Linked DNA regions of Mus musculus: all the other regions are linked to region 1. Evidence: chromatin loops called from intact Hi-C (ENCODE). Cell type or tissue: gastrocnemius. All regions are shown on one strand.

Evidence for each region. Hi-C counts contacts between places; a loop is a spot of excess contacts. Peaks named below come from ENCODE experiments on the same cell type or tissue, not always from the same donor. Only the 100,000 strongest peaks of a DNase experiment are listed, where the experiment ranks them.
Region 2: a loop joins it to region 1, with 2.9 times the contacts of the local background. A loop is called at or near these places in 9 of 42 quality-filtered maps.
Region 3: a loop joins it to region 1, with 2.2 times the contacts of the local background. A loop is called at or near these places in 9 of 42 quality-filtered maps.
Region 4: it touches region 1 in a loop (2.6-fold over the local background); 8 of 42 quality-filtered maps call a loop at or near these places.
Region 5: it touches region 1 in a loop (2.4-fold over the local background); 3 of 42 quality-filtered maps call a loop at or near these places.

The regions. Positions count from the first base shown.
Region 1 is chr10:111,224,109-111,229,108 of GRCm38, reverse strand. Osbpl8 (oxysterol binding protein-like 8) reads right to left here. Exons shown (of 24, transcript NM_175489.3): 3 at 4,401-4,437. Among named protein-coding and RNA genes, the nearest start is that of Gm51266, 41 kb to the right of the region's middle. In gastrocnemius, a CTCF peak has its summit at 2,429 (motif pointing left); a DNase peak (open chromatin) is centred at 2,428; H3K27ac peaks cover 471 bases.
Region 2 is chr10:111,276,105-111,281,104 of GRCm38, reverse strand. Osbpl8 (oxysterol binding protein-like 8) reads right to left here. Exons shown (of 24, transcript NM_175489.3): 14 at 4,547-4,645; 15 at 3,762-3,858; 16 at 717-815. Among named protein-coding and RNA genes, the nearest start is that of Bbs10, 20 kb to the left of the region's middle. In gastrocnemius, a CTCF peak has its summit at 1,993 (motif pointing right); no DNase peak of the experiment used is centred here.
Region 3 is chr10:111,112,339-111,117,338 of GRCm38, reverse strand. No RefSeq gene overlaps it. Among named protein-coding and RNA genes, the nearest start is that of Gm29916, 31 kb to the right of the region's middle. In gastrocnemius, no CTCF peak of the experiment used is centred here; no DNase peak of the experiment used is centred here.
Region 4 is chr10:111,955,724-111,960,723 of GRCm38, reverse strand. No RefSeq gene overlaps it. Among named protein-coding and RNA genes, the nearest start is that of Krr1, 14 kb to the left of the region's middle. In gastrocnemius, a CTCF peak has its summit at 2,785 (motif pointing right); a DNase peak (open chromatin) is centred at 2,800.
Region 5 is chr10:111,975,553-111,980,552 of GRCm38, reverse strand. It overlaps Krr1 (KRR1, small subunit (SSU) processome component, homolog (yeast)), which reads right to left. Exons shown (of 10, transcript NM_178610.4): 2 at 4,896-5,000; 3 at 3,677-3,811; 4 at 3,316-3,441; 5 at 3,155-3,238; 6 at 1,406-1,462; 7 at 496-666. Among named protein-coding and RNA genes, the nearest start is that of Krr1, 5.4 kb to the right of the region's middle. In gastrocnemius, a CTCF peak has its summit at 2,794 (motif pointing left); a DNase peak (open chromatin) is centred at 2,790.

The DNA of each region.
Region 1 (5,000 bases):
GCAAACGAGTTGAGACTTGGCACCATGAAGAGAGCCCATAAGAGGTTATTGGTCAAACCTCATTGCAGCAGAAGACCTCAATGTATTGGAGATGCTAATACCATGGGATGATCACCAAGAACAGCAGTGGCAGTGGAGTGGATCAACATGAGCTTAGAGTGCTACAGAGAACAGAGATGGAGAAGTGATGCCAGCCCTTTGGAGGAGCCTAAGATGTTTGAGATGCCAGAGTCATGGTCTATCTGCTAAGAAAAGCTGCTAACAGGGAGTGGTACCAGCCCAGGAGAAAGAAGTTTGTTGCAGTTAACAAAGATGAAACAGGAGCTGGATATCTGAAGACTGCTTTGACATCAGACATGGAGACGCAGAGTTTGGAGTTTTTAGCTGGTTTCCTGTCTTGCTTTGGACATTACAGTTAAATGACTGAATCTCAGAGAGACTGAACTTTGGACTTTTAACATTGTTGAGACTGCTATAGACCATGGGGACTTTGGAAGTTGGACTAAATGTATTTTTGCATTATGCTATGGTTAGGTATGGTCATCATAGATTCATATGTTTGGACAAGCCTATAAGGGCCAGGGGTGAAATGTGATGGTTTGTATATGCTCAGCCTATGGAGTAGCTCTATTAGAAGATGTGGCCCTGTTGGAGGAGGTCCGTCACTATGGGCATGGGCTTTAAGATACTCATCCTAGCTGCCTGGAAGCCAGTATTCTGCTAGCAGCCTTCAGATGAAGATGTAGAACTCTCAGCCCTTCTTGCACCATGTCTGCCTAGATGCTGCCATGTTCCCTGAACCTGTAAGCCAGCCCAATTAGATGTTGTTCTTGTAAGAGTTGCCTTGGTCATGGTGTCTATTTACAGCAGTAAAACCCTAACTAAGACAATGCTTTGCAGAAACCAAACAAAGTAAAACAAAAACAAAATTCAAAGAGCTTAAATACTCACCAATTAAAAAATAAAACAGAGGAGGTAAGAAGTACTAGAGAGATGGCTCAGTAGTTACAAGCACTAGCTCTCTTCAGAGGCCCCGGCTTTAGATTCCCATGCCCACATGGCAACTACAACCATCTACAACTTCAGCTCCAGGGGGTCCAGCACCCTCATCTGACTTCTGCTGGCACTAGGTACAGAGCATGCACACTCATAAACACAGCAACAATAATAATTCTAAAACGAAACAAACTAAATGTGTTATCCAAGGATGGTGTACATCATTAATCCCAGTACTCCAAGGGCAGAGGCAAGGAGATCTCTGTTAGTTCAGGAGCAGCCTACTCCTCACAGTAGGTTCTAGCCAAGCTGGTCCTACACAGTGACTCTGTCTCATAAAAATAAAATAATAAAGTGGGTTAATAAATTGTGACACAAGCATAAGCTACAATAGCATATGCCGTCTGCTTCTGGGTCAAACAGCATGCGTGAGTCACAGAAACAGAACATCAACTATGAAAAGCCAGTTCCCAACATATTACATACACTCCGGTACAGTGCTTAAAAACCAGTGTTGACAGGGCATGTGCTTAGCATGTGTGAGAGGGGGGTTCTGGATTTAAATTTTAGTATCAGAAAAAAAAATGTGTAAGAAATAAAAAGCAAGCCAAGCTCAACAGTAAAGGCACCTGCCACCCAGTGTGATGAGCCACATTCAGGACCCACATAGTGGGACAAGAAAACTGATATACACAAATCGTCCTCTGACCTCCAAATGCATACTGTGACCACATGGACGCTAACACACACACACATACACACACACCCTGAGATACATATGTAATTTTAAAAATTTAAAATTTAAAAACAAATCCTTACCCCTTCTCAAGCAAAAAAAAAAATCAAAAAATAAAAGATTAAAAAACCCACAACATAGTCATCATGTCTAGGGAGAGCCACAAGCTAGAGAAAAGGAAGCGATTACAGCATGTTTGTGCATTTCGTTAGTACACACAGGCATGTGTTTAAGTAACTCCACTACATACACAGGAAAACAGTTCTGCCCACCTTTCCGTCCCAGTGTTTACGTGCTTCTCCAAAGAAGAGCCCAAAGTGGAGAGACCTCATGTGCTCCTGCCGGTCTGGCATTACAGGCCTGTGTCTCCATGCCCAGCTCTCAAGCAACCTCTTTTTCAGACTGCTTTACAGTAAGACAGAGAGCCCATCTTCCTGTGTGTTTTGTCTCAACTAGTTCATAAACATTTCTCTTCATAACACAAATTAGTAGTGCCCTACAGGAAGTCTATAACAGTGCAATATCTGAACAGAGCTTAAAAAGTACAATGACTTTGTTGTTGTGTGTTTACACTGGCACAACTGATAACTATTTGCTAAATAAGTGAAAAGCTATTTGGCAAAGGAATCATTGTGGCAGCACAGCTTCTTAACAAGTGACTCACCTGCCAATGGTGACACTACAGTGCCCCCTGCTGGCTCCACTTATAGTGCATGCAGCTGCTGGGCAGCTTCTCCCACTGAACAGCAAGCACACTGGCATAACATAACAGTTGCTAACAGTTACTGTGCCAGGTAACCGATCACCCTCCCTACACCCTCAGCAACTCGTCAAACTTTAAAGGCGTTTGCAACTTCTGGCATTTCTCTTCTGCTGCATGGAAGCTAACATAAGATACCTAGGTAATCTGCAAGTCCGCCTGACTGCCCTGAAGATTTGAGCCTTTCTTATATAAAATTAAGGTACTAGTAAGATTTAGTGATATCTGTAAGGCGTTTTAAGATTTAAAAATATTCTTGGAATAATAAAAAATGTGTACAAAGAGATTTATGTTCTTCTACTTTTGTTTTCCACTACCTGGTAATATTGCGTGTAATATGTATCATATTGTAAGAACGAACTGCTGTGAGTTAAAAGAAATAGTGTATTACTTTAAATTAGCTTTCTATAAAAAATTAAATATTCTTTCTAATTTATTTGAGAGAAAAAACTAACACAGACCAAAGATATATATACACAGATATACATATATATTAATTATAGAAATTATGGCTTTGTTACGTGACCATGTAACCACATTCATGTCACCATTTGCCCTCTCTTTAGAACAGCACCTGAAACCTCATTATGAAGAACTTTTGCCATTATCTTGCTCATTCCCTTTCTTTGAATCCCCCCCAAATGAGGCCCAGAGCACAGAGATGGCTTGCAACAGTGAGGTGACTACTAAATATAAATACAAACTTTGAAATTAGTTTCAAATGTGTCTGTCATTCAATAAAAATCAAAACCTCTGTTCAATTTATGATGGAATAAAATTGTAATTACTCTGTTAGGCTTTGCTCTCAGTGCTTAGCATAGTACTAGCAGTCCTCAGTGGACCGTGCTTCTGCAGAGCCGAGCTTCAGGCTTACCCTGGAGGATCAGGGTTTAATGAACTGATCTCGGAAGCACTGTTCAGTTCAGTGCTGCTATGATTTCTAATGTCAGCTGCTCCCGTCACTGTCTAAATGGACTAAAACCATCTGAGGTGGCATGTTTTATTTGCTGTGCTTATTCAAAAGCCACCACAATGTCCATCCCTATCCAGAAAACAACAACAAAACCAGCAAAATCTGTTACAGTAAATTGAATATAATTTATCTTAAAGGGTTTCTAGATCTCTAAAATAAAACATGCTTTCATAAAAAGCTCCAAAATACAAACAAAAATGACAATCCAATTACTCTATTAAAATTCTATAAATGAAAACACTTTCTCAGTTTCAAAAGGCAGTAAATAGGTCCCTTTTTTTAAGAAGGAGGTCTTACTAAATATTGAATTAGCTTCTAACTTAGTGGTTTCTCAACTTTCCTAATGCTTCCAAAATACAGTTTCTCGTGTTGTGGTGACACTGGCCATAAAATTATTTTTTCTTTTTAAACCTATTTTTTTAAAAAAGATTTATTTATTTGTTTGTTTGTTTGTTTATTTATTTATTTATTTATTTATTTATTTATTTATTTATATGAGTACATCGTTCCTGTCTTCAGATACACCAGAAGAGGGCATCAGATGGTTGTGAGCCACCATGTGGTTGCTGGGAACTGAACTCAGGCCCTCTGGAAGAGCAGTTAGGGCTCTTAACCTCTGAGCCATCTCTCCAGCCCCCATAAAATTATTTTCATTGCTACTTCATGAGTGTAATCTTGCTACTGTCCTGAATCTTATGTAAAGCTCTTGCTTTCCGGAGCGTGAAGGGGTGGTCTGGCCCTGCAGGGTGCAAGCCACTGCTCTGGATGACTGTGATTAGGTACAGACTCTGTGGCTCACACAGATCATAGCAGCAGGTGAACACTGGTCACTGAGCATCTCACAAGCAAAACTGAAACACTATTTTTCATTTGTAAGTAACACCAACAATATTATTGCGTCCTTAAAACATGACATTCCAACGTTAGCTACTTACTTGATGGCCCAAGGACATCTTTGCTATCACCAAGAAGCTTTTAAGGCAGAGGAATTGAGCAGCAAACACACACAATCCAAACCAGGGAGAAGCAAACACCGGACGGACGGAAGCAGCAGCAAGACAAAAGGACAAGAAGAACAGCGTTAGTCTGTGAGTAGGAGGCACGTGCACAGTAGTTTCAATCATCATAATTTATAAGGCATTTCCTTCTATATACCCAAAACAAAACCAAAACAAAACAAAATAACACTTAAACCTTGGCTTAGGTGATACCAGATATTTGCTTAAACTTGGGGAAGTGAAGCTACGAAGAGACAGCAGAATCACCAAAGCACGCTGCTTTACAATTACTCTAAGCAAACGTTTCTCCTGATTACAGTTCAAGAGAGGGCTAAGCAGCAGGAAGGACCATTCAGAAATCTAAGCTCACTCGTGGTTACTTACCCTTTTAAATGGAAAGCTTTACAAGTACCTAACACTCAATCACTAGTAAGCATTAGTTATACACACCATTAGAGCACTCTACAGAGATTTAGTGTTAGAATATTATAAGTCAAGCAAGATATAGGTTCTACAAAGACATCGATAAAATAGATC
Region 2 (5,000 bases), 52 kb before region 1:
ATGTGATAGCAAACAGACAATATTAACTTCTGAGAGGACACAGACAATGGAATGTTGTTTCTCATACTTATTTGGTCATGGAACTCCCCTTTTATAAAAAATTAACGAAACTTGGCAACACAGAAAACAAATGTTATCTTCTTTTATGAATCATTCTATCCCCATGCTCTAACCTTATTTTTCTCTAAGCAATACACTACTTTGGGAGAAAAAAAATCCCCATTGCTTGTTGGGCATTTATGTAATAAATGGTATAAAATTTTAAAATTCTTATTCATTTGAAATTGTAGTTATTTTATTTCACTCCTATTTTAAGAACTGTAAGCCAAGCTCTGAGCATTATCTGGCCTCCTGCCAATGTAAAGTAGGCATTGTAGCCCCCACTAGTGATCTCAACAAGAGGGAGTCTGAGGCAGGAGGATCCTGACTTTAAGGGCAGCCTGAGCTACACAGTAAGGCTATGACTCAGAAACTGTCAAATAGAGTGACGAAAACAAATTCCATTATTATAAATCAGTTTCTTAAGGATTGCATCACAAAAAAGGTAAGTGTGTGAGAATGACTTCACCATTGAAGTAGCCAGCAAACAGCAATATGCTCATATAACTATGAGCCAAAGTTTTTAAATAGGTACTTCTCAGTTCAAATGTAACAAATTCCAGTCACAAAAATTTCCTTACAAAAATGCTGTAAGAAACACCTGCTATAGGAATTACCTTTACAGTGAGCATATGGCATTGTCATGACGTAATCTTCACCTCTGTTCAAGAAAGTTAACCGGGCTTCTCCCTCCAATATGGCAGATAACGAGTTTCCTAAAAAAAAAAAAAAAGTACTAAATCTCACAAAACGAGTGCAACCAATTCAAAACAAAGTATACTTGGGACATCTACATTCCTTCAGTAGAAATATTTAAAATATCTTAATCTCATTACATGTGCCAAGGCACATATTCAGCACCTTATAACTAAAGCATTACTTGATTCATAGTCTCAATCTTATAAGATTTGATTTTTTTCTTTTGTTTTTTGTTTGCTTGTTTGTTTTTTGAGACAGGGATTCTCTGTGTATCCCTGGTTGTCCTAGAACTGACTTTGTAGACGAGGCTGGCCTCAAACTCAGAGATCCACCTCTGCCTCCCAAGTGCAGGTAATAAAGCCATTTATGCATTTAGCCAGGATGTGCCCCCATCGCCTAGACAAAATGAGTATTTCCAAAAGGCATACTTAACTATTTGTTTAGTTAAATCAAATGAAAAAAAAAATCCCATCATGACTAAGTCACAATATAGGTAACTCTAAAGTTGTAACTATTTATAATTGATTCAATAATTATTTAAATGCTTTAAAATTATGCAATATTCAAGTGATAAAATGCCATAGTGATTTCTTCTAGCTTGGGTCTCATGTTTTTTTCTTTCCTTAACATCTGGATCTTTAATGGGGCATAATTAATGTACAATGAACAGGCTATTTTAAGCATTAAGTATGATAGTATGTGGTACTACATAGAGGAGTCTGGCTTGGTAGCACATACCTGTATCAACATTTGGGAGGTAGACACAGGAGGACTGGGGGTCTAGCATCAGCCTGAACCACAGAGAAAGGTCTTAAATGGCTATTTCGAATGACTAGGGGCTGGAAATGTAGTTCTGTCCTTATCTACCATGTTCAAGGCTAGGGTTTGATCCCCTGTTTACTTGTCTGTCGATTGGCCTGATTATGTATGTACTTCCTATCTACCTATCTACCTCCATGCCTAACCTATTATCCTAAAATGTCCCTATTATCTCTGGGAAAACACTGATCTGTTCCTACCATTCTATTATTACCAATTCTAGCAAGCATTATAAAATATATAATTTATATTTGGCTTATTTTACCTAGCACATATTTTTCAGATGTCTATGCTACTGTCTCAAGCATTCATTTTTTTTTAAAAGATTTATTTATTTATTACATGTAAGTACACTGTAGCTGTCTTCAGATACTCCAGAAGAGGGCGTCAGATCTCCTTACAGATGGTTGTGAGCCACCATGTGGTTGCTGGGATTTGAACTCTGGACCTTCGGAAGAGCAGTCGGGTGCTATTACCCACTGAGCCATCTCACCAGCCCGCATTCATTTTTTAAATAGAAACTCAGTATTCTATAGCTATGAAAGGTCTACAGGAGTTGGTGTTGGATGTATGTACAGCCATGACCTTCCCCTGGTTCCCAACTAGCCCAGCCCTAATAGCTACCATTTCTACTGTCTCTTGATCAACTTTTCTAGGGTCCAACATAAGAGCTGCCATGTGCTATTTGCGTAATAGGCTACTTCATAAGTTATATATACATAGTCTCCTCAGATGTCTGCACTCAAAGGAAAAAAATGAGGATTAAAAAAAAAAAAAAAGAGCCAGGCGTGGTGGTGCACGCCTTTAATCCCAGCATATGGGAGGCAGAGGCAGGTGGATTTCTGAGTTCAAGTCCAGCCTGGTCTACAAAGTGAGTTCCAGGACAGCCAGGGCTACACGGAGAAATCCTGTCTCGGAAAAAAACCAAAAGTACCCTTGTAAAGTCTGGATTCTTTCAAATTATAAAGAGCCAGCCCTGGGACATGTAAGTTGTATTAACACATAAGAAAAAGAAAGCAAAATGCAGAAACAATACCAGAATATAAACCATGAACCTGGTCCACAGTAAGGGATGTCTACAGGGAGGAACAAGGACTCATTAAAGCCACTGATAGTGTAGCTGGGGTGGGTAAGGGGACTGAAGCTTAATAGGAGTAATCTCAATATAAAATATGTGGAACTTTGGGAGAAAAAAAACCCCACCTCAAATCAAAAGCAAAATTGGTGTGGGGGAGGGGGTGTTGAAGCTGTAATACTGTAGGGTTCCTGTCACAGACTCATTTCTGACTGTGACTACTCACATAATTAAAATTTAAATTTCTGTTTACATATTTTAGCTTTTCTATTTTGCACTTATGTTTGTTTTCTTAGGTTTAAAATTCTTAAATTTAATTCTCTGAGTTTTTAAGTATTTCTAAAATTAGAAAGCCAAATAATAGCATTTAAAGATAATATTCTACCACTATATAATTTTGTACCTCTGTCTTCTTTGAATTGTAAAGATACAGTATTAAGGCTTCCTACCATATTTTTCTATAATCCTCTCTATACTCACAAACATTTTCAATAGTATGTCATTAGCCCAAGGTTAAACACCATTGCTCAATGACCCAGGGTCAAAGTAGATTCTCTCTAAATTCAAAGACTAGAAATGAAAGAGCAATTCCCTCAGGTACCCTGAAACCAAACCAAACACACTGGTGAGATAAAGGCAAAACAAACTCACAATGCATGAGCGGGATGTGGTAGGCACTCACTGTGTCCTGCCTTAAGCGATGCTTTATATGTGGTGCTGAAGTTTGATAAATGTGCCTTTATAAGAACTAAAACAGGCTCAGTTAAAGATGGTACCTAAATGACATGAACTCCTTGCCAAAAATGACAAATAAAATCCATTTATTGCTGGGCATGGTGGCGCACGCCTTTAATCCCAGCACTCGGGAGGCAGAGGCAGGTGGATTTCTGAGTTCAAGGCCAGCCTGGTCTACAAAGTGAGTTCCAGGACAGCCAGGGCTACACAGAGAAACCCTGTCTCGAAAACAAAACAAGCAAACAAACAAAACAAAAATCGTATTTACAAATGAAAACGTACCAGAAAACACAACATTTTGGAGAAGCACAGTTTAGGATAAGGGAACACTCACCATAAAACTTGGACTTAGCCAGGATGCTACCACTAAGGCAAAACCCATCTTTCCGGTTACTGACATAAAAGGCAGATATTGGTGGGTGATGGGACACCTAGTGAACACAGGAAAAGTCAAAGTCAGGACATTTAAGAAAACAAGCTTGCAACTGTGCTAATAGCAAGCGTTCAGAAGTCAGCACGAGTAAGAGGACAGCTGGTAAGCAACAGCATAAGTATTAGTCACTACGGTAACCAGATTTCTGTCTCTAAGGAAATGGACCCCCTGGCAATCGTACCACAAGACAAAAAAAAAAAAAAAAAAGTTTGATTTTGGGTGGAAATGATAATACACCATTTCTAACTTGAGATTATAATACAGCTTTCAGAGAGGAGGGTTTTAGGAGCCCCTCCAGCCCTGCCCCCAACCCCAACAGCAGGTGCACAAAGCTCAGAAAACCCAGTTTTTGTGCTGTTAACAATGTAGGGAAGCACTACCAGCCGAGGAACTAATAAATTCTTTCCTCAAAAGCCATGAGATGACCATGGAAAGCAATCATCTATCCCAGCCAAATGTAAGGAGAATTATAAACTGGTGGGCAGCCTGACTGGAGCCACGCAAGAGCCAAGTGACGACAGCCATGCTCAGCAGCATGGTATTCAGTAGTGTCCTGCTCTAGAATGTTCAATGCTTATCAAAGCTTACCTAGCAATAAGCTAAATAACAGTGATTTACCAAGTAAGACTTTCTCAGAAAATGTCCTAGCACCTACAGATCCTCTTGGTAACACACACTTCTCATACCTGTTCAGCAATATAGAAAGTTTTGCTGTTTGTTCTGGGATGAATCCATAAACATCGGAAAGTCTCACCAAGTATAGGATTATATGGTTTCTTTAGTCCCTGGTTTTAAACAAAACAAAACAAATCACTTTTAAAATTTACAAATACAGGTTTAAAGTTAAATTGTCTTGTCTAAAAGACCATCTTATAAAGTTTCACAGTAAATAAAATTTACATGAAATAAAAATATAACTTCAATCAGGATTCTATCTAAAGACAAACTTTGCAATTTCATGGTAACTGCTGGTATACAACCTTAACATTATACATAAAAACTTAAAAAGAGAGAGAAAACTCAAGAATATATAAAGATGAAAGAGGGCAACGGGCATAGAAAATGGCCAAATTGTAAAATTATACATGTGTGAAAATGTCAACCAATAATAAATAGGATGTAAAAGTAAGACAGCAACTC
Region 3 (5,000 bases), 110 kb after region 1:
CACATACAGAGTTTCCGCTGGGCAGTCTTTATCATGCAAATTAAGGGCCATGCAAATCAGAGCCATCTAAACAAGGGCAGTCCTGCCCAATCAAAGCTGGGTCCTGGTCAAAGGGTCAGAGCACAAGGTGCTTCAGCTTCAGCTTTTTGATGTCCACGTCTATTACTCCTTCAAAAACAGTTTGAGATTCCTGGGCCACATTTGTAAAAATCCCTATTGGGGTTTGGCTCCATTTTCTGATCTGTTATTACCCACTTTCCTCCACTGAATGGAGCTGTAATGGAAATTTTGGATTTTTTTTTTTTGAGTGTTTTTGAAAAACAGAGAAAGACGGTAAGATTATATTTTCATTTTAATCCAAGGTGGGATATGGGGCTGCTTCATACTATAGACAGCAGATGACGATTTGCCTCATGCTCTCGAAGGGGCGTGATTTTGCCAGCCGTAGATAGTTTCTGTGATTGTTTGACATTTGGAATTCTAGGGACTTTTCAGAGGGTATATATAAATGCTAGGGCCCTAAGAGGTGGGATGGGTTATTGGCTGGTTTGCTGTTGGTCGAAGTTTGTTAAGTAGTCACACGTAAACAGCAAGAAGACAAAGAAATTAGATATCCTGATAAAGAAGATCAAACTTGCCCCAAGGAACTCAACACCCCTAATCAACAGGAAGTACTCTAACGAAAATGTCACCCCATTTCTGACCCCTCACTTTATTCAGGGAACCCTTTCCTCTTTTTCTTTTTTCCTCTCTCACCAAGTGTTATGGGATTGAAAGGGTGGATAAAGGGTGGATAAGGGTAGAAGAAATAAGAACCCACAAAGTAGCAAAAAGTCAGCTATCATAGTTTTATGTCAACCTGACACAAGTTGAGTCATCTCAGAGGAGAGAATCTCAATTGAGAAATTGCATCCATAAGATAGAGCCACAGGCAAGCCTGCAGGGCATTTTTGTAATTACTGGTTGATGTGCGAGGACCCACATCTTAGTGGGTGGTGCCACCCCAGGGCTGGAGATCTTGGGTGCTCTAAGAGAGCAGGCTGAGCAAGCCATGAGGACCAGGCCAGGAAGCAGCACTCCTCCATGGCCTCTGCATCAGCTCCTGCCCTCAGGTCCCTGCCTTGGCCTCTATCATTGGCCTGTGATTCAGTATACGTAAGCCAAATAAATTCTTTCCTCCCCGAGTTGCTTTTGGTCATGGTGTTTTGTCACAGCGATAGTCACCCTGACCAAGACGGGGCATGAAGAGGTCATCCAGCTTCCCCGGGTCAACCAGGGAGTGATGACGGAATGAGATTTGAACCAGGTTTTCCCTGCGTGGTTTTAAAGTCCCAATTCTCTCTCTTTGTCGATTAATTTATTTACCCTCCTACCTATCTTTTCCACAGAATGAAAATGAAAGAATGTCTGTTGATAGAATACTTAATCTTAACTACATGACTGTGCCCAGGGACTCTTGTGCTACCCGATTAAAAGAACTAACCAGATCGGGAGAGGTTTGTCCTGGGGGGGGGGGGGGGGGAAGGGGGGAGGGGCTCTCCCTGGGGAAACTACTTTCCCCGTGACTGATAATTCATATACCTCAAGACTAAGAAAGTTATTAACTAAAAAATAAAATAGAAATAAAAATGCCGGTGAAAATTTACCCCTTAAAAAGAGCCGGCATAGCCATGCTGCACGCCTTTAATCCCAGCACTCAGGAGGTAGACAGAGACAGTTGGATCTCTAGAGGTGAATATGAGCACAGTCTCGTTTACAGAGTAAGTTCTAGGCCAGCCAGAGCTGCACAGTGAGACCCAGTCTCTAAAAGGGAAAGGAAAAAAATAATAATAAGATTGATAAAATACTGGGATGGGGTAACGTGACTCAACTGGTATAGTACTTGTCTGCTGTGCACAAAGCCCTGGGTTCGACCCTCAGCAACGCATAAAATGCTCAGTGTGGCACGCCCCTGCAGTCTCAGCGTTGGGAAGCAGAGGCAGGAAGATCAGGAACCTGAGGGTCATCTTTGGCTTCAAGGCCATCTTGACCTATAGACCGCGTCTCAGAATAATGTCAAAAACAATATAGAAGTCAATAATAATGAATAAATAAAAAAACGAGCCAAAGCCGGGCGTGGTGGTGCACGCCTTTAATCCCAGCACTTGGGAGGCAGAGGCAGGCAGATTTCTGAGTTCGAGGCCAGCCTGGTCTACAGAGTGAGTTCCAGGACAGCCAGGGCTACACAGAGAAACCCTGTCTCGAAAAATAAATAAATAAGTAAATAAATAAATAAATAAATAAATAAATAAAGCGAGTCAAAGTCTCTTGAAGGCACCATAAGTTTAGAGAAACGAGGGCTAGGATGTTCCCCAGTGGTTACGGAGCATGTGCCAGGCCATGGGTTTGATCCCCGGCACAGAAAAAGAAATGAGATGAACAGCAGCAAGTAGCTTCACATTGAGCCTGACCAGGAAGGTCCGATCACTCTCTCAGAAAGGAAAACAGAGGATGGAGAATCCTGGAGATGAATATTATAGGTAGAAACTCCAGCACAGAGCGAGGACCGTGAGCCCGATTCTGGACACTCAAGCCACGCGGACCACCTGACACCCGCAGAAGGAGCTCCTGTCCTCTCTTCCTCTTCCGTTCAAGTCTTCCTTTCAGAACTGACTAGTCTTCAACCACGAGCGAGGATAATGAGAGGACTAATAAGTGTAATGGCTTTGTGTTCTTCTGCTAATTATGTTAGGGAGTGGCCCAACCATTGACTGGGTAAGGTATTTAAACTATAAGGCTGTGTCTTTCTTTCCTGGATCCAGAACTTTGGGAAGTATAGAGCAAATTAACATAAGACCTCTACAATTAAGAACAGCGTCCCTGCACTCATGACACTTTCTTTTTTTTTTTTTTTTTCCTTTTTTTTTTCCATTTTTATTAGGTATTTAGCTCATTTACATTTCCAATGCTATACCAAAAGTCCCCCATACCCACCCACCCCCACTCCCCTACCCACCCACTCCCCCTATTTGGCCCTGGCGTTCCCCTGTACTGGGGCATATAAAGTTTGCAAGTCCAATGGGCCTCTCTTTCCAGTGATGGCCGACTAGGCCATCTTTTGTTACATATGCAGCTAGAGTCAAGAGCTCCGGGGTACTGGTTAGTTCATATTGTTGTTCCACCTATAGGGTTGCAGATCCCTTTAGCTCCTTGGGTACTTTCTCTAGCTCCTCCATTGGGAGCCCTGTGATCCATCCAATAGCTGACTGTGAACATCCACTTCTGTGTTTGCTAGGCCCCGGCATAGTCTCACAAGAGACAGCTACATCTGGGTCCTTTCGATAAAATCTTGCTAGTATATGCAATGGTGTCAGCGTTTGGATGCTGGTTATGGGGTGGATCCCTGGATATGGCAGTCTCTACATGGTCCATCCTTTCATCTCAGCTCCAAACTTTGTCTTTGTAACTCCTTCCATGGGTGTTTTGTTCCCAATTCTTTCTGGGTCACACAAGTAAACTTTCCTTGTGTTAAGGACGATAATGTTAATCCCTTTATGTTTAGAATCACGTGGGAGACACATTGTACCCCAAAGATACTTGAGCTGTGTAATTTCACAGTTACAAAGGACATGTCAGAGAGAGCCTCAGGCATGAACTTCAAGGACTGACAGGATTTGTGTAACTCAGAAAAGCTCTGCTGGCCTGTCAGATGCGAGGAAAAGGAAAACTGAGGCTGGGAATAAGCTTGCCTGGAGAGCCTTTACCTAGAAGAGTAATGCCCTCATCCATCCCATAATCAGCTTCCAAACGCTGACACCATTGCATACACCAGCAAGATTTTGCTGAAAGGACCCAGATATAGCTCTCTCTTGTGAGACTATGCCGGGGCCTAGCAAACACAGAAGTGGATGATCACAGTCAGCTATTGGATGGATCACAGGGCTCCCAATGGAGGAGCTAGAGAAAGTACCCAAGGAGCTGAAGGGTTCTGCAACCCTATAGGTGGAACAACATTATGAACTAACCAGTACCCCGGAGCTCTTGACTCTAGCTGCATATGTATCAAAAGATGGCCTAGTCGGCCATCACTGGAAAGAGAGGCCCATTGGACACACAAACTTTATATGTCCCAGTACAGGGGAATGCCAGGGCCAAAAAGTGGGAGTGGGTGGGTAGGGGAGTTGGGGGGAGAGGGTGTGGGGGACTTTTGGGATAGCATTGGAAATGTAAATGAGGAAAATACCTAATTTAAAAAAAAAAAGAGTAATGCCCTGTACAGGCAAAATTGAAGAGGTGTAATCCAGCACTCAGGAAGATGAGGCGGAAGGATCAGACTGTCACACCCAGCTTCATAGTGATTTGTGACAATCCAAGACTACATGGGACCTAGCATGTGTGTGTGCGTATGTAAATGTATGTACATGTACACACACACACACTAATCACATCCTGACAGTCTTTCACCCATCACGAATTATTTCCCCAAGTCTCTTCCCCAAATACCATCAAATTGGAGATTACAACTTTACTGTGTGAGTTTGTTGGCAAAGAAATATCCAGTTTATGCATTGTTTATCAGAAGGTAATAAAGAGAATACGCTTTTCTAACTACCTTCATACAATTTCCTATTAAAAAAAAAAAATCTGCCGGGCGTGGTGGCACAGGCCTTTAATCCCAGAACTCGGGAGGTAGAGGCAGGCGGATTTCTGAGTTCGAGGCCAGCCTGGTCTACAGAGTGAGTTCCAGGACAGCCAGGGCTACACAGAGAAACCCTGTCTCAGGAAAAAAAAAAAAAAAGAATCCACCAGAGAAGCCCAGTGCACTCTCATAAGCCCAGCACACGGGAGTGTGTCAGGAAGATCAGAAGTTCAAGGCCAGCCTCAGTTACGTGGCATGCTTGAGTCTAATCTGGCTGCATGAGATCCCATCTCCCAAAACAATCGAGTAAACAAAACAAAACAAGGACCCAAGATGGTATGTGGGTAACCCAGGATGCCTGGAATAAAATTTAAATGGACCT
Region 4 (5,000 bases), 730 kb before region 1:
AAAGTCTATTTCCCTTTCCCCATTTCCTCATAGTCTCCGGCAGTGTCACGTCCTTGGTACGTGCTCAGTAAATATTTGCTGCATGAGCAAATATTGGGCAAATAGACAAATGTATGCAATTGAATTCCAGCTATGCAACTTAGGAGCAGTGTGACCTTGGTCAAGTTACTTAACTTTTCTAATTTCCTATGTTCTCAATTTGAAAAGGAAAGAACAATGGTATTTTACCTGCTTGATTATAAAAAAAATTAAACGTCAATGATACAATAAAAATTACTACACCAATCTCTTCTGAGGGCGATGCCTCCAATGATCTAATCCACCTTCCACGAAGCCCCACCCCTTAAGAGTCGGTAGAACCTTTCAGCTTCTTCAACTGAGACCAAGTTTCTAATGCATGATCCCTGGGGAAGTAAACAACTATATAAGATATCCTCTCCCCCCCCCCCACCCTGTGTGTGTGTGTGTGTGTGTGTGTGCGCGCGTACGTGCCTGCCTGCCTGCCTGTCTCTCACTCTTTGTGTCTGTCTCCATCTCTCTCTCTCTCTGAGGGTCTGTCTGTCAGTCTTCCTGCCCCCCTCACCCTCCCCACTGCTCTTTCTCTCTCTGTCATGTGTATGGTGTACAGACATGAGTATCTAGGTAACAGTGCCTGGATGTAACTGGGACACCCTGAGAGGGAGGAAGGGGAAGATGTGGAACCACAGCTGGATCCCAACATGTATACCACAACAACTCACCAGGCCTCACCACAATGTAGTCTCTCATCACAAAAGCTACTTGATTTCAGGTAAATCAGGGGACATGAAAGGTCACAGTGGCTAGAAGGCAATTTGAATGTGTTTTCCTTTCAATGGTGACTTCTTCTTCTTCTTCTTCTTCCTCTTCTTCTTCTTTCCTTAAGATAAATTTCTTGTTTGGTCAGCATTCACTGGTGATAACAGAACATCTATTACAACTTGTGGGGAAACATGGTTCATTAAGGTCTACCATGGCTGGATAGCTCCTCTGAGCTAGATGCAAACTGGAGGACTCCCTTTACCAGCAAGGCCTCCCCTTGTCTGGGGAGCCAGTCCCACCATACCCTGTGCCTGTGGAAGGTCAAGTAGTCCTTGGCAGACCTACAAGTTCAACTTCCTCCTTCTCCATAAGAACCCGCCTAGCAAGTACTTGGGACTCCTGGAATGCCTCTCCACACAATGAGGACTTTCCAGTACTTTAAACTTCAGCCAATGGAACTTCACCTCAAGAATCCCTTCACATTCTCCATGTTCCTATATATAGCCCTTGTTCACCCCAATGAAGTGTATATGTATAAGCCCGCCCCAAATAAAGGTATGCACACAAGCTAGGATTGTCTAAGAGAGCTGTTTTATTGAAGATTGTTAGAGAAGGTCTTTGTCTAAAAGAGCTGTAACACCAAGATCCTTGGAAAAGCCCTCCCCCACCTCTTTCTGCAGATCCCCACTGGTTCCGGACTCTTCTTCACCCTTCCAGCCCAGTGTGCAGCAATGTCTGGACATCCCAAGACGGAGGAAGTGGAGGACGTGAAACCACAGCTGGACCCCCACATGCATACCAAAACAACTCGCCAGGACTCGCCATTTTTTATACAAGTGCATTAGTATAGTGAATGTACTAGTATAGTGGTTGAAGTTCCTTAGAGACAAAGAGAGAGACTGACGAAGAAAAGGAACCAAAACTCTTGAGTTATTTTACAACCTATAGATGTGATATCCAGTATTACATAAACACATATATGATTATATAGATATACTTGCCAATCTTGCAACGTCTTTTATAGAAAACACTGAAAAATCCCATGCTAACAAGGAGGTAAGTGGTGAGCTCTGCCCTGAAACCTGGCAGAAAATTTGAAAAACAAGATGGAATAAAAGATAATTTTGTAAAATGAAAACAAAAGCAAAAATTGGTAGATTGTGTCATTACTTATGCTTATAACTGTTGGGAGTCAGACCTGGGACAAACAGCTGAGGTGCGTAGTTTACAAACCAACATGAACCTGGCCTCCAGGATCTCCCAGCATCCCTCAGTTCTTACCTGGCACACCCAGCCCTCTACCCTGAACTTTCCAGCCCAGGGGCTGGGCTTCCCCTCCCCAGAAGCTCTTCCCTACATAATCTAGACATTATGGTCTCCATCTTCTTCTCCCTCTGTGCATGCTTTCTCTCTTTCTCTCCCCCCTCCCCTCTGTCGCTCTCCCAATGGCCTAGTTCCTTGGGACTAATGAAGCCTCTTGAGAATGGCTTCCCAATGAACCTGCCTTTATATACTCTAATCTGGCTTGAGTTGGCTCATTTTACTGATGGAGAAGTAACTTATCAATAACATGTTTATGGGCTAAGAAGTGACAAATTACTGATGCTTGATTCAACAGATACCCAATAAACTTTACTTGGCTTGCCTAGTGGTTTGAAATGAATGATACAGAGACAGTGTATCAGTTATCACAATCACCATAAGCCGGTGGTTCCCAACCTTCCTGATGCTGTGACCCTTTAATACAGTTCCGCATGCTGTGGTGACCCCAACCATAACATTACTTATATTGGTACTTTATAACTACAATTTTCCTACTGTTATGAATCATAATGTGAATACCTGTGTCTTCTGATGGGCTTGGAGTCGTGACCCACAGGTTGAGAACCTCCGCCTTGAGGTCAAGCTCCACCTATTTAGACCCCAATTTAAAGGGAAACGAAATCACTATGTTCAGTTCACTTGTCTGTCTCTGTGAGAGGAAGGAGTCTGAGTTTCTCTTTATCACCACCAGGGGGAGCCCTCATGCTCTGTAAATATACCCGAACATAACTGATGTTTCAAAATCACCACTGCTAACTGTGGTGTCTCATCCTGCAGTGAGCACAGGGTTTACAATTAGACCTAGAAACAGCAACAGGTGAGTCCTCTCTCTGTAGCACATCTTACCTTGGGTAACCAGCTACTGCCTGACATCGGTCCACCTCTTACCAGGCATTCTGTATAGTGGGGAGGGGCGGGGGGGTGGGGAGGGGGGGTTGCACAGGAAATTCTCCATCCCTCCAGATCTTAAGCAACATCTCTATTCGGAATGAAACTACAAAATTAACTCTGAAGCCATGGGAATGGCACTCAAAAAGTAAGGTATTGAAAGCATAAGGCAGACAGCAGAGTCCAAAGATAGTTAGGACAAAAATAATCCCCACCACACACTCCCTCGGTGGACTCCAATTGGCTAAGGTCTGAGGATGAAGAATATTCAGACAAGCTGCACATTCCACAGCAGCCAGGCAGCTCATGACGGTCCCTCAGGGGTGATCGCAACAGGCACAGTCTTACCTTTTCTAGCTCTCCAACGAGAACATCTGTGTGATTTAGTTTCCACCCCAGGCTCCCATCTATTTATCACTCCAGGGTACCCAACGTCTCCTCTGAAATGCAATATTTTCCTAGAAATCTCTCTCCTTCTCTGCTCATAGATTCACACACAAGATGGGCTTGAATGCTCCTCAATTGTGGAGAAAGGGGGCAATGAGAAAGTCAGAAACCGAGCAAACGGGAACCTCTAGTCTAGCTCAGTGTTGATTCTTTGTTCAGCCTCTACTGTGACCTCAGTGACAGACAGCCTTGGACATTCTGGTGACTTGAGGAAACAAAAAATACGATCTCTTCCTCGTGTTGGTTAGCATTTAAATATTTTTTAATAAAGGTTTGTTTTAGGGTTTTAGTGCTGTGAACAGATACCATCACCAAGGCAACTCTTATAGGGACAACATTTAATTGGAACTGCCTTACAGGTTCAGAGGTTCAGTCCATTATCATCAAGGTGGGAACATGGCAGCATCCAGGCAGGCATGGTGCAGGCAGAGCTGAGAGTTCTACATCTTCATCTGAAGGCAGCTAGGAGAAGACTGGCGTCCAGGAAGCTAGGGTGTGGGTCTTAAAGCCCACACCGACAATGACACACCTACTCCAACAAGGCCACACCTTCTAATAGTGCCACTCCCTGGGCCAAACATATACAAACCATCACAGTTTTTTGTTTGATTTTGTGAAATTACTATGACTTTATTTGTTGACAATTTCACATGTCTGTATAATATATTCTTGCCACTCTTGTCCCCCCACCCTCTCTTATCTGCCTCTGTCTGCCATCAACCTTCGACAAAGTCCCCATCCTACTTTCATGTCTTTCTGTTCTGGTTTTGTTTCACTTCAGGGCCCACTGGGCTTTACTGTGGCCTGATTAGTATATTTTGAATGATAAGTTCTGTCATTGATTCATTCTGTGAAAATATATCTAACAACAACTTCATCACCCAAACAGCATTAGGCTTTAATATGATTGACATCATTCCTATCTACATGTGGACATGTGGGGAAGAAGAGGCCGAGTCTAAACTAACCTAAACTAAATGGCTGGTGTTAACTAGGCAGATACTAAACTAACCTGAACTAAATGCATAGCGTTAGCTCTTCAGTTCTGTGTTCCACATGGTGGTCACACAGTACAACAGAAACACACTTCGGTGTTCTTCTAATTATTTCAAATGGTAGGAAATAAACCAGGGCATCAAATGACTTACATTGTGACATGGTGGGGTGAATGGCTTGATTTCCTAGGCTTCAGTTTTCTCACACACAGCTAGCAGGGCTTGGATAGAATTGGCAGGTTCTTTCCAGTACCAAGGTAACAGGATCCCTGTCAAATGCCACATGGTGCGTTTACATCATTGTAACCACATGTCTGACAAGGACAAGTTACAGATGGGAATAATGTATTTTGGCTGAGGGTTTCAGAGGTCTCCATAATTTAGGAATAACAGAGCAGAGCTGCTGACCTTGGGGCAGGAAGAAAGCAGAGCAAAGAAACCCCAAGAAAAGGTCAGAGTTAGACATTGCACCCCCAAAGGCACACCCTAACAACTCTAGCTAGGACCCACCACCTGTCGATGTTCCCACAATTTCAGGATATGCTTTCCACAAATTTAGAAGATGAC
Region 5 (5,000 bases), 750 kb before region 1:
TAAGGCCTAGCAGAAGTTGGAGACACAAACTTTTAGTGAATTTAATCCAATTTCTCCACTTTAATTTTTTTGCCTAACTCTAATTTGAGTTTTCCTGGGAGGGTGTGGCTAAAGAATGTTCATATGAGAAAGAGAGGCGGAGAGGAGAGGGGCTCCTGGCTGTGTGTGTGAAGGAGAGGACCAGAAGACAGCTGACAAACAAGGAAGGAACCTGCAGCTCACAGCTACGGCAACAAATGCATGTGGAGGTAAGACTTTACAGTACGTGGTCAAAATGTGAAACCCCTAGGCAGCTTTTAGCTTCATGGTCCTGGCTGCCTGACACCCCCTCCCCCAACACAGTTTACTCACAACGGGATGCCCACTCCCCGACCCTTGCTATCAAGTTCTCACGTCCTAACACATGCACACCCACAGCCAACCCAAACTCTAGTGTTTCCAAACCCAGGATACTGCAGTTTCACCCGCACCCAGCATTCGCCGCTGGCCACTGACCTGACTCTCTGGCTGTGGGGGCGGGAAGGGCGTGTACTCCTTCTTGACACTCTTCTTCTTCGGTTCCTTGCGTTTATTCACATTTTTGTGCTTGAACTGTGGCAAAAATCTTTCCCAACTTTGTGATCGTAACTCGGAATCTTTTGCCAACTCCCGTTTAATCATCAAGGTCTTTAGGCACATACATATAAATAAAACTATGTATTTTAAAATTCATACATTATCATCATCATCATCACATTGCTTCTAAAAGTAAGGACAAGCTTCTCGTGTTCAGAATGAAACCAACTGCAACGAAACTAAGCCTGCACAACCAGCCAAATACCAGAAACTCTAAGTCTAGATCAAACGAAGACATCATATGAAAGCGAAGCCCAGCTTCCCTGCCATCGTCCACTAAATAACAGGGGGAGTTGGTGCTTAGTTAGCTGTTGCTTCCAGTGAGTGGGAAGCCTTCAGTAGCAACTGAGGTATCCTAAGTCCCAGGAATTTAAAATCACTTTTACCCGCAGCTTCCTGAAATGTCAGCGCATCCCCCACAAGCACCCATCAACACTATGGCTGCATCAGTGTCTCCCCACACACGGTGCAAGCATTAACTCCCAAAGGAAGCTTTCATGCAACCTGAGAGTCCAGACTTTGACACAGGCAGAAAATCTACTGATGCCGCCTATCCTCAGTCCTGAGCGGCCTCTCTTCACTGCACTGGAATGCTACAATGAAGGACAGGGTCTCTTTCCATAGATTTTACGAGGGAGATACAATCTCCAAAGAGGGCCAGGGTAGAGAGTGGTGGGACAAATTTTATCCCCAATTCTCTACATATTACATTTTCATACAATATTTAATTTTCAGTTTGTGAAGTAGAACTCTGACAATCACTAATTAATAATGTATAAACAAGACTCACTTTAATGTTATAAATTGGATGGATATTCTTCATGGTATCAAGGACTACTTTTCGAACCTGCAATTTACAAAGAAAAATGAAGCGGTCACAAAGATTTCAACAGACTGGACAGAAGAGGGGTAAGCTCCTGTAAACTCTCCTGTGAATCAGTGTCTATGGCCACACCGGATCCCATGAATCAGAGTCTATGGCCACACCGGATCCCATGAATCAGTGTCTATGGCCACACCGGATCCCATGAATCAGAGTCTATGGCCACACCGGATCCCATGAATCAGAGTCTATGGCCACACCGGATCCCATGAATCAGTGTCTATGGCCACACCGGATCCCATGAATCAGAGTCTATGGCCACACTGGATCCCATGAATCAGAGCCTATGGCCACACCGGATCCCGTGAATCAGTGTCTATGGCCACACCGGATCCCATGAATCAGTGTCTATGGCCACACCAGATCCCATGAATCAGAGTCTATGGCCACACTGGATCCCATGAATCAGAGTCTATGGCCACACCAGATCCCATGAATCAGAGTCTATGGCCACACCAGATCCCATGAATCAGTGTCTATGGCCACACTGGATCCCATGAATCAGAGTCTATGGCCACGCTGGATCCCATGAATCAGAGTCTATGGCCACACCAGATCCCATGAATCAGTGTCTATGGCCACACCAGATACACTTTAACTGTTCTCAGTGGTTTCTCCATCTTCTGTGACAGCAGTCAACTGTTTCAAACAAAGCATGTCTCATGACTATGACCATACAGTAAATAACTAACAAAGTACCCAAGGCCCTACAGGTACTACTGATTAGGGCAAGACAGCTGGATTTAGAGTCAAAAGACGAGGGTTCAAATCCTGGCATAGGGGCTACAGCTCAGCAGGAGAGAGCTTGCCTATTGTGCACAAGGCTTTGGGTTTGATTTCCAGCACTGCAAAAATAGTAATTGTTATTATAATAATAAATAATAACCCTGGGACTACCACATCACGTAAGAGTCGATTAATATTCCTATTTCAGCTTTATATCTGTAAAATGGAGATAAAACCATATCTCAGATCTACTGTAAGAATTAAGTACCATATTTCCAAACATGTAAAACTGTAAAGTATTTGATGTTATTATTGCTCCACTAGAAAAGAGTAGGTAATTTATGAGAGAGAAGCCATCAGAATGCCTACTAAGGGAATTCCAAGAGGGAGGCAAACCACACAGGCAGATCCAGCTCAACACGGTAAGAACAGGACCTGACAGGAAGCTATGTCCCATGGGTGTTCTCACAACATCTGAGAAGGTGCAGAGATGTCTACAAAAAACACTAAACCAAAAGATCCAGTGGTTTAAAGGGAAAGGTTGTAAAGGCTGACCTCTACTGGTTGCACGCGTTACTGCACTACCAGGACCTTGGCTCAGTATCCAGATGCTGACACCATGTGTGGATTGCAAGGTGAGCTACTTGGATCTGAACTTCCTCTGAGGTCTTACAGTGGGAAGGATGCTGATACATACACCTAACTGGGAACCGCACGTCTCCACAGCTGTCAAAGGTTGCCCAAAGCACCTGAGATTCTAGGAAGTGATGACGCCCTCAAGTTACATAGCAAACTATTTACAACTTAGAAACCAAAGCACATTCTAAAAATACGAAACGATTAGAAGACATTACCCGATGAACACTTATGTGACAACCACATTAGTTATTTCATGTGTGTCTGGTGGAAGTGTCGGGTCCTAGCTCTCACCTCTTTGAGGCCACTGAAAGGTCCGATGGCTGAGACCGTGTTCCCCTGAACCATGACGTAGCAGTTTGTCAGGAGCTCCAGTGCCTGAGGCAGAAGAGCAAGATCAGACTCAGTGCTCAGAGAGTAAGCGAGAGGTGCCCACGCCCCTTAACGACAAGTACCTTCAAGGTGGATCCTTTGGGACCAATAAGCCGCTGTCTTCTCTTCACAAACCTCTCTTTATTTCTCACTAGAGAGCCGATTTTAATGATGTCACACGCAACATCATCCTGAAGTATCCGTACTGCCTTTTAGGAGAAGGGAAAAAGCATCAGCATTTTTCTTTTCCAACCCCAGGCTACTAAAATGCAAGCACAAGCATGGACGCTGGGAGGAGGGAGGTGGGCAGATGGAAAGACGCAGCATCACAGGCTGGGGAACACGCTCCCTTGCTTCCCTGAGACCCTGCCCGCTTTGTTTTTGTGAGCAGAGTCTCTCACTGGCCCAGAGCTCACCAAGTTAATCCCCCTGGCCCAGACACACCTGTTCAAAGGAAACGCTCCTGGCCAAGAGCTTTATTAGGTCTCGGGCCCTAATGATGATGTAAGGGTCAAACGTCTTCTTTGTTGTACAAACAGTCATGCTACCCTCGATCAAGTCCAGCGTTGCTTTAACATGCTACAAAAACAAGGAAAGAACCCAAAATGGGTTCAGTTGTAGATCATTATAGAGTCGACCCCAACCAAACTAAGAACCTCTGTGCCCATCAGCTAACTTCCAAAGCCTCTCAACTCCCTCCTGGAATCAGCTGGGCCGTTAAATACAAATGATGAATACTTGATTAATTTCACACTTGACAGGATGTAAGAAACTGAAGCAATTGTAACCCAAGACCGAGAAATGAATTTTCCTTTTTAATCTCTTTCTACTTGGTTAAGGGACTAAATACAAAACAAATTATGACAGGTTTACAAAGCAATAGTTAGCAAAAGTGAGCACTAACTCTCAAGAACAAGAACCACATGAGGGAGGAGGGAGAGTGCACATTCGAGCACATGCACACGTGGAGGCCAGGGGTCGGCTCTCAGTGTCACTCCCTAGGCACTGCTTGGAGCTCACCAAATTAGCTGTCGGCTAGCCCGTGAGTCCTGGGTCTTCTGCCTCCATACCTGGCTGCTTACACAGGGTCTGAGGATGGAGCTCCAGGCCTGAGGCTGGCATTACAAGCACTTCACCAACTGTGTGAGCTCCACAGCCCCAAGAACTGGATTTTAACAGAGCAAAGCAAAAGGCTCTTTTCTGCCTTGTGACACATTCAGAAGAATCCTGCATCACGGTGGGTGAGCAATGAACATTTCAACACCAGCACTCTGGAGACTTGGCGGCAGGGAGCAAACATGGAAAAGCTGGGTGCACCAGCGAGTGTTGTTTAAAATAAACTCTGAAACATGGCTTGGCTAAAACTGGCCAGGTACACGAGTACATGATTACCACCACTGCCTACGAAAGGCATTTGGAGTTGTGGATGGAACAGGTAATCCTAGATGGCTTGAGGAACCTCTAAACTATTAAGAGGACAGGTATTTCTCAAAATACTTTAATTATGCACAAAATTAAAAATGAATGAACTCTAAGAATAAAGGTGACCTAGATTCTTTTAAATACTAAAGGAACCAAATTAAGCAGCTATGTTGGCATTTCTAAAACCAAAATCCACCAGCACACACAAAGCTCTGAAAGGAACTGTTTAAAGCAGGCGTACATGCTCATTCAAGGCCTTCTGCACCAGCGGCCAGCACTCCTTCAGGTAAGCCTCGCGGTATTTCGGGAACAAGGTTGCGAAGCTGCTCTCCTCCAAGAGTCCTCT